Regions from separate parts of the Homo sapiens genome. Here region 2 is linked to region 1. The links are chromatin loops, found by intact Hi-C in ENCODE. Cell type or tissue: HepG2. All regions are shown on one strand. Links, peaks and the distances in the headings refer to the core of each region. The heading gives the core; the rest is flanking DNA.

Region 1 (4,396 bases), core at 330-4,329:
ACAGGACTTGGAAGACTCACAGAATAATCCTGAAATTCACATCTGGACTAACTGCTAAGACTATGCCAACTTCCAGCGTACCAGGATAAAGAGCTTCCTCTAAACAAAGACCCATCTTCCATGTTCCCTCCATCCCCAGCCAAAGGTAGCAGGAACCTTTCAAGTCCTCCAAAATCTACATTACCAAGTTTCCTGTGAGATCCCTCCCTGCTCCACAGCTCAGAAAATAGGCTGGAACCACAACAAGTAACAGCCTGAGAGAGAAGAGGTCCCAGTTCCACTTATTTTAGAAGCCCCATTTCTGAGGACTCCTGTACCTCTTTCGAAGCTTGGGGAAGGTGGGATAATGATCCTAGGGTAGAAATACTGCTTTTCTTTCTGCAGTCCAGCTTGCCTAGGCGGACATTAATTTGGTGACATAAGGTTGCCTTATGCCCTATCCTAGTGTTGGGGGATTGGTGGTTCCTGGAAGCCAGAGAAAAGGAGGGCTAAAAACAATGATGCAGTAAGCAGCTAAGAATGTAGCTCTGGAACACTAGTTTCCAACCAGGGGCCATTTTACTCCCCAGAAGGCCAGACATTTGCCAACATCTGGAGACATGTTTTTATTATCCCTACTGGGAGAGATGGTATCTAATGGCTAGAGGTCAGGGATGTTACTAAACATCTCCAAGATACAGGACAGATGCCCAGTACAAATGACCCACCTTCCAATATTAACAGCACGAAGCCTCAACACCCTGAACCAGAGGAAGCATCTGCAGTAAGTCCCAAATACATAACAGGGGAGCCATGCCTCTCGCAAACCCTCAGTGTAAAATGGTCCCGCTGTTGTAACACCATGCAAAGACGGAACATTAGTAAGAGACTCCCTTCAAACTTGTGGACTCATCCTTAATAGATCTCATTAGTTTGTATTAGTAGATGGGATACGGAATTGGGGAAATAATGCCCAGGGGCTCAACTCTGCTGATGCATCTACTTTTTCTGGGAGGAAAATAACCAAATCTCTGCTTTAGTCATTCAGGGAAACCTAGCACCTGTCTACAGCAACATGTTCAAGATGGGGAGAAAAAAAAAGAAAAGGGAAAAAAAACTGAGAAAAAAGATAAATTATTTATCCAGCATAAATATTAAAGAAAATTGCAAAACATAGTCTGATGTCACCATGCTGTTGTTATAGAATCATCTCGTTATAGCTTCTGGCAAAATACTGTTGTCCTTAATATCACTACAACAGAATCATCTGGCATGTACCAAGCAGGGTACATGTGTCTGCTCGCTGTCGAGGACACTTAGCAGGATGCGAAGCAGCTCATCACACCCCAGCGGAAAATTGTGCAGGGATGCCCTGTTAGGAATGAGCCTGCATTAGGAATAGATCATCAACTTCACCCGAACCCAAGGTGCAATTTAAACCTGACAGACAATGGTCGGGGGCGGTGGCTCATGCCTGTAATCCCAGCACTTTGGGAGGCCGAGGCGAGTGGATCACGAAGTCAGGAGTTCAAGACCAGCCTGGCCAAGACAGTAAACCCTTATCTCAACTGAAAATACAAAAATCAGCTGGGCATGGTGGCATGCACCTGTAATCCCAGCTACGCGGGAGGCTAAGGCAGAGAATTCCTTAAACCCAGGAGGCAGAGGCTGCAGTGAGCGGAGATCACACCACTACACTCCAGCCTGGGCGACAGAGTGAGACTGTTTCAAAACAAAACAAAACAAAACAAAACAAAACAAAACTGGAAGTCAATTAAACACACCCAGTAGTGTACAACAACCAGGTCCGACTGGCTTAAGAGAGCACACTGCTAAACTATCAGGAACTTTAAGACCTAGTTGTTGGGCACACTCATTATTAAGTATTAAAGTAGATAAATGTATGATTCAATAAGCTATATTAAAAAGGTAAAACATACTCAAAGCTCAATACTTCTGAATAATCTTAGTAGATGTGACTATTATCTATGCTCATGAGGTTATTTATGTCTATTAGTCGGCATAGTGCAAATACTTTACATACATAAAATGGTATGGGACTACACATCTCTTTCTAACTCCAAGTTCCAAGCTGCAACTTGAAATCAGCCAAGGTGTGAGTATTTACACCACAGTAATCAGCAAATACTACAAAACAGGGTTTGTTTCCCCTAGTTCCCGCCAACAGAGCAGGTTGTTCAACACTTACCGGCATACCACCACACACCCCCTCACATAGACACCAGGAATATGGTAACAGCATTCACAAGGAAATTTTGTTTTCAGATAAAACATCTACGATTCAAAGTTAGCAAACTCTTTTCAGCAACTACATGGACTCCTAGGTAACAGAGTCATTTAATAAATCTGTACAATAATAATTAAACACCATAAATAACGTATCCATGGAAGCTTCCTGGCTTGCCCTTTAGGCCTTTGTCGCCAAGTGATCCATGCTGACATTCTGAATAAGGCTCGCAAAATAAGTGCATCCAGGAGTGGCGGTGGAAAGTAGGTTTGCTCTCAATAATGTATGAAGCCCCATGCTGGGGAGAGGGATCCTTGGAAAAGCGGCTCCGCGGCAATCTGTTCTTTCATCTGGAGCCAGCGTTCAAGCAAAGGTGCTGCCCCAAATCAGAAGCACAATTGCTCACTTGTGAGCAGATGTCCTTCACGCGGCGGGCAGTGCTCTTTCAACACAGAGCTGAACAAATGCGTGCTGTGAGACAGGCTCCCCTCCCCATTACCCAAAGAACACAGTATACATTAATTTAGTATGTTGTGGAATAACGTTTGAAAGGGGAGTTGGTGCAGTAGAAAAATCACGCAGTGAGGCAAAATAACTTTCCAACCAAACGGGAGGAAGAAAGAGAGTTTGGTTCCTATGGAAGTTGAGGGGGAAAGAGTCTGAAATATCTTCAACCTCAAAAGAAACCCAAAACAGGGTTCCTTAGGGAGTCAAAAGGACCTCACTGGGCAGGCCCAACACAGAGCCAAAATCGAACATCAACCACCCAAAAGATCATTTTCAATGAACATGTAGTTTCATTGAAAATGTGCATAGCTGGAGGAGGCTGTGCATGTGTGAGGACAGGGAGTATATGAAACTCTACACTTCCCACTCAGTTTTGCTGTGAACTTAAAATTACTGTAAAAATAAACTTTATTAATTTTTTTTTTTAAAGTACATGTAAACCTAAACCCTGTAGTCAGATGAACTGTTTCCTTTCCGGCTGGGAATCCCAGTTGGAAGGACTTCCAACATTCATCCTAGGGAGTTTCATGGGGCATCTTTGGTTCTAAGGGAACCTCATCTATAAGGTGTTAGTCAGCTCATCAGAAGGCAGGGCAGAGCAGAGCGTGCCTTGCCAGGTACACAGGCTGTGTAGTACACAAACAGCCCGGAAAACCAGTGGAAAGACCTCCTCCCAGCCTTGATGTAACTGGGACAGAAATGGAGACAAATGCAATGGCACTTCACATTCGCTTCCCCCCACCCCACCCATCTTCCAGAACCTCGACTTCAGGACAGCTTCCGCAAACTCAATCACTTCTTTCAGGCTGACACAATTTGGTCCACTTCCTGTATTTCATTTTGGGAGAGAGAATTATTTTATCTAGGAAAAGTAAAATTAGCAACCTGCTTAGAGACTCCTGCCTTTAAAGCCCCACATCCACTCAACTTCTACACACAAATACTACCGTTTGCCACCTTGATAATTATTAAATTGTAACGTAAAACCCAACTTCTGCTTAAGTATACGTGATTATTAGACTATAAGTCAATTGTGGATAACACGCAGATATAAATGCAGCTAATAAGTCTTACTGTAATGATTAATCAATTTATGAATACATTATTTAAACTAATAGCTCAGGTAGGGTATCTTAAACAAGTTACAGAGTATATCGACCAATTCAAATACCAGCTGCTGGATCAATAGCAAACTGTAAGTAAACTCTGGGGAATAGGTATACTTGGAAAAAAAAATCTGTGAACAAAAGGGTCTTAGATGAAAATAATCTACAATTTCAATTTTTAAGACAAATGTATAGTACTTTAATATATGCCAAGGCCTAAAGAGAAAGGTACAAAAGTATTACTGCAAATTTTGCTTCTATTCCAGCCTATGCAGTAATAATCATTAAGAGCAGCTCCTACAAATTCATATGTTTATACAAAGCACTACATACATATGCAAAAAGACAATGTATTCAAGTTAATTTTGATTCCTTCAAAATTGATAAAGTGGGTTCATTTCATTGCAAGGGAGCATACTTATCTATAACTGACCCTTTAACAGAAAACAAAAATTATGTCTAAAAAGTAAGGTAAGCCATTTTCCTGAAAGGGGCCCATCTTTCAACAGACACACTAGGGGCCACGTGTTCTGTCACAGCCACAAAACCTGCCCCC
Region 2 (4,396 bases), core at 231-4,230, 200 kb after region 1:
AGTCAGAAGGGCAGCATCCTAAGAGAATGGGTGCCCAGTATGACAAGGAGCTGCTAAGATAAAATGAACTTTCTAACTAAAAACAGAAAAGAAACTATAAAATTGATTTTAAAATCTGCAGGACATTTTTTTAAAATAAAGGATAAATTAACTATGAATATATTGAGTGGTTATGAAACTAATATATCTTAGCATAACAGAGTAGAGACAGCTTTAACTTTTCTATGATACTCATATAGTTATATTTTATGATGCTCTAATAGGTATAGGGTACATAATGAAGAAGAAGCTGTTTGTGGATTCATTGTATTTTATTTTATTTTATTTTTTACTGCTTTGAGTATGAAGAGTCTGCCCAAATATACTACTTATAAATCATACCAAAAGTGCATCAGTGAAAACCACAGTTCCATTTCTTAGGGGAAAAAAAAAATCAAGAATCAAGTTTTAGAATCCAACGATCACATTTTCCTTAATTACAAACGAAGACATCATGTATTATTTTTCTGTATCCACAAGAGATGAGAGAAATGTAATTTTTATCGCATGTTAAGTTTTCACTGAATCACAGTATTATTAAGCTTTAAATCAGAGGATTGTTTCCTTCAGCTAAGTCTAACAATACTAGAAAGTAAAAGGGGGGGACAACCCCCACCTCATCTGGGGCTGCAATATTTGCTGAAAAAAATCTACTTCAAAACATTAATCAAATTTTTCGCCCACTGGGCAACCATATGGTACAGCAGCATGTGAATCTCACAAACTTGCTGATCTCCTGTAACTGGGTGCAATTAATTACGCTGGCTGCATCCATCTCTTGGATTTTCGCCTTGTGAAAAAAGTATTTATTGCAACAGCTTTTACAAAACAAGGGAATGAAAATCACAATTGATTAATGAGCTGAATGGAAATATTTCCGTTAGCAGATTTTTTTAAATGAATAAGGATTAATACCATGGATGGGAATGAACACACGTCGATCTCGCCTTGTACTTTTTGGACCCCCAAAAAGGTGGCAAAAGAGTGGGCAGAGACGGTGCTGTGAGTTCTAACATGCATAATTCACTAGCAGGCTTTAGGTCGCAAGTAATAAAGCCTTAAAACTGGTGAAGTAATAAAGAGGCTGGCTTTACAAGATACTATCCTGGGAGACAGAAAGCTTGTTCTTTGATGTGAAAACACAGATATTAAATACTCAGTGGGTGAGGAACATTACAGGCCTGACAAAGAAGAGAAAGGGAAGGGCTCTTGAAGTAAGCAACCTACTTTGTCCTCAGCTATTTAGGCGCAAAGGTTGCTGCACATATGGGCCGATTACTGTTTTAAGATCCCTCCATAAAACCAAGCATCCGAGAGTCCGTCAGAATGGTACCACTGTCCTTACCTACTGGCTAAAGGCACAAACAATGCATAATTGCAAAATCTTCCCCCAGCAATGTTCAGCCATCATGCACTTGACTTTGCTTAACAGTCAGACCTCGTTCTGGTGCTGAGCCATCCTATGGGGCTTCATGGAGCTTGTTTCTTGATACACATGAGGGTCGTAATCCCTCCCTTCTAACTTAATTTTTTTTTTAGTTTTTATTTTTCAGAGACAGGGTCTCACTCTGTTACCCAGCTGGAGTACAGTGGCTCACTATAATGTTGAACTTCTGGGCTCAAGTGATCCTCCTGCCTCAGCCTCCCAAGTAGTCCTCCAAAGGACTACAGGTGGGTGCCACCCAGCCCGGTTAATTTTGTTTTCTCTTTTTTTAGTAGAGACAGGGTCTCACTGTGTTGCCCAGGGTAGTCTCGAACTCCTGGCCTCAAGTGATCCTCCCACCTCGCCTCCCAAAGTTCTGGGATTATAGATGTGAGCCACCTTGCCTGGCCTCAATCCTTCCCTTCTGAGGGAGTGACAGATCCAAGGCTGACAGTCTATAAACAAAGCAGAAGCAGATGCACTTTGCCCCTTTTCAGAAGTGCCCTCTGGGTTTAAGTCCACCAGCTAGCCAAGCATTAATGACATCATCATTACATGCATGCCTATTTCAGAAAGATCAGTTCCATTTTCCCTAAATAGACAGCAGAGGAGACCGCTTCCAACATTTTGCTAGTTGTTAAATATGTATCTTGAGAAAACGAAACTAATACTAAACATAATGGAAGAAATACGTAAGTTTGAAAGATCAAATATCGTATGACTCTTGAAACAGATAAAGGAAAAAGCTGTTAGGACCAAGCTTTGTAAGTCAACTCTTAAGCCAACCCTTTTCTTTACTGCATCTATTGCATTTAAACTTCTACCAGGAAATTCTGCAAAGGACTTGGTTAAAGAGAATTTACTATTATTTTATTAATGCCTGCAGAGTGTGTGTGGCTAGTATGATGATTTCTCTGCTCAAGTTTGTTGATTGATTTTGTAGAAATGTCCACAGGAGATAAAATCTGCAAACACCTCAAAGATGAGACTGTGTCCAAGAAAAGAGTAATGATACTTTATAAAACAAGAAGTAAGTGACATTTGAAACGATGGTTCATCTCAAACAACACATTTCCTCTGAGCTCCATGTTTATGTTAACATGTAAGTTTAGGAATGCTGATGTAATAGACAAAGATAACTCTTGCCACTTCAAAGTAGCAGGCATGCCTAGGTGGGCAAGAGGTTCAGAAAGCCAGCACTTAAGGTGTTGAAGGGGTAATTTTTAAAAATCTTAAGAAAATCATTCCATTTGAGAATCGGAGCCACCTTACAATCAAAGAAGCCACTGTTTTGAAGAAACCACTATCCTGCAAAAAGTAGACGGAAGTTACCAACAAAAAGTACTTGGCTCCCGAAGAAGAGGAAAATCAGATGGGAACGGGTTGTCCAACCCCTTAAACCAGTGACCCTACAAAGTACACCACCACCCACCACCACCTCTCAGATGATCTCTAAACCCCTCCTACACGCAATGGTTGTTGGCTTAAAAGTTTAAAGAGCTAACAAAATGTTTTAACGAGATACAAATCTCAGAGATCATTAATCAATATGTTCAATGTTATTTGTGATAATTCATCATGACGTGATATTAATGGGTTACTGTACCCTTCAGAGGTGAGATTAATGCAAATGAGCTGCCACAATTAACTTTACTGCTCCCACCTCACAGGAATGGACAGATGATTATAAATGACAACTATATGTCAATTACAATATCCAATAAAGTGAAGCTTAGAGAACAATCCATCTCCTTTTATTGCTCTTCCTTGACGTAGCTGAATTTAGCTCAACCCACTGTTGTCACTATGTAACCATTGTTTGGGGGAGGGAAAAGAGATTTTTCTTCTTTTTTTTTTTCTTTTTTAATTTTTCGATGTCTTAAGAAGTGCTTCAAAAACGTCCATGTAAATACGTTTTCTAAAGGAGGAGAGCCACAGGAAACCAGGAATAAATGCCACATTCATCCTATGTGAGTTAAAGAAAACTGTATCCGTTTTCAAATTGTAGCAGTAAGGCCAGCAAGGAAACAACCTACCCAGCTGTGTATAATATATTTACTCAATTAAAAAAGGAAGACATTAGCACAGCATCCTGAAAAGCCTTGAGTTTCACTAAACAAAAGTTATTTGAAAATGACTCCATCGAAGTAAATAGGTCACAGAGTGGAAAGCAGGTATGAGGCCGAGGGCGGGATGAAAGGTTTGATGTCAGTCTGTACACCTGCACTTGGAGGTGTGGAGTGGGGAGCAGGTCAGTAAATACTACAGTGCTGGCCCTCACAGCAGAGAATTTCTGTGTCTGCATCGTTCCTCCTTGCATGGATGGAGTGATTTTTGACAGCAGTCTCTCTGGTGAAGGTAGGCACGTTGTCATGTTGCCTCCTCAACCCAGATTCTCCTGCCGGGCTGGTGAACCCAGAAGCTGTAAGAATTAGCTAGTATCTCACAGCTACCCCTTCCTGCCCCACTTGAGAGGCTATGTCCACGCCGCCCTCTTCCCCAGCAGACACTGGCTCATCGCTGACTGCCATAGGTCAGCCAGGCCCTGGTCTCAGTCAGGACCAACTCTGCTGTACAATTCACCCTCCAGAGCTTCCCGTGGGATCAAGCTGAAGCTGATCTTCAGCTAAGCCACATCCTTCCTGGACATTTTCCCTGTCCTTTTTTTTTTTTTTTTTTTTTTGAGATGGAGTGTTGCTCTTGTCACTCAGGCTGGAGTGCAACGGCACGATCTCGGCTCACTGCAACCTCCACCTCCGAGGTTCAAGCGATTCTCCTGGCTCAGCCTCCTGAGTAACTGGGACTACAGGCGAACACCACCACTCCCGGCTAATTTTTTGTATTTTTAGTAGACATGGGGTCTCACATCACATTGGCCAGCCTGGCCTCAATCTCCTGACCTTGTAATCTGCGCACCTAGGCCTCCCAAAGTGC

What was found. Peaks named below come from ENCODE experiments on the same cell type or tissue, not always from the same donor. Only the 100,000 strongest peaks of a DNase experiment are listed, where the experiment ranks them.
Region 2: it touches region 1 in a loop (3-fold over the local background); 1 of 110 quality-filtered maps calls a loop at or near these places.

Annotation. Positions count from the first base shown.
Region 1 is chr16:78,483,907-78,488,302 of GRCh38, reverse strand. The region is part of intron 8 of WWOX (WW domain containing oxidoreductase); the gene reads right to left. WWOX-AS2 (WWOX antisense RNA 2) reads left to right here. Exons shown (of 2, transcript XR_007065129.1): 2 at 1-4,396. Among named protein-coding and RNA genes, the nearest start is that of WWOX-AS2, 14 kb to the left of the region's middle. In HepG2, for the core only: no CTCF peak of the experiment used is centred there; DNase peaks (open chromatin) are centred at 2,182 and 2,612; H3K4me3 peaks cover 790 bases.
Region 2 is chr16:78,282,628-78,287,023 of GRCh38, reverse strand. All of the region lies in intron 5 of WWOX (WW domain containing oxidoreductase), which reads right to left. Among named protein-coding and RNA genes, the nearest start is that of WWOX-AS1, 43 kb to the right of the region's middle. In HepG2, for the core only: no CTCF peak of the experiment used is centred there; a DNase peak (open chromatin) is centred at 1,943.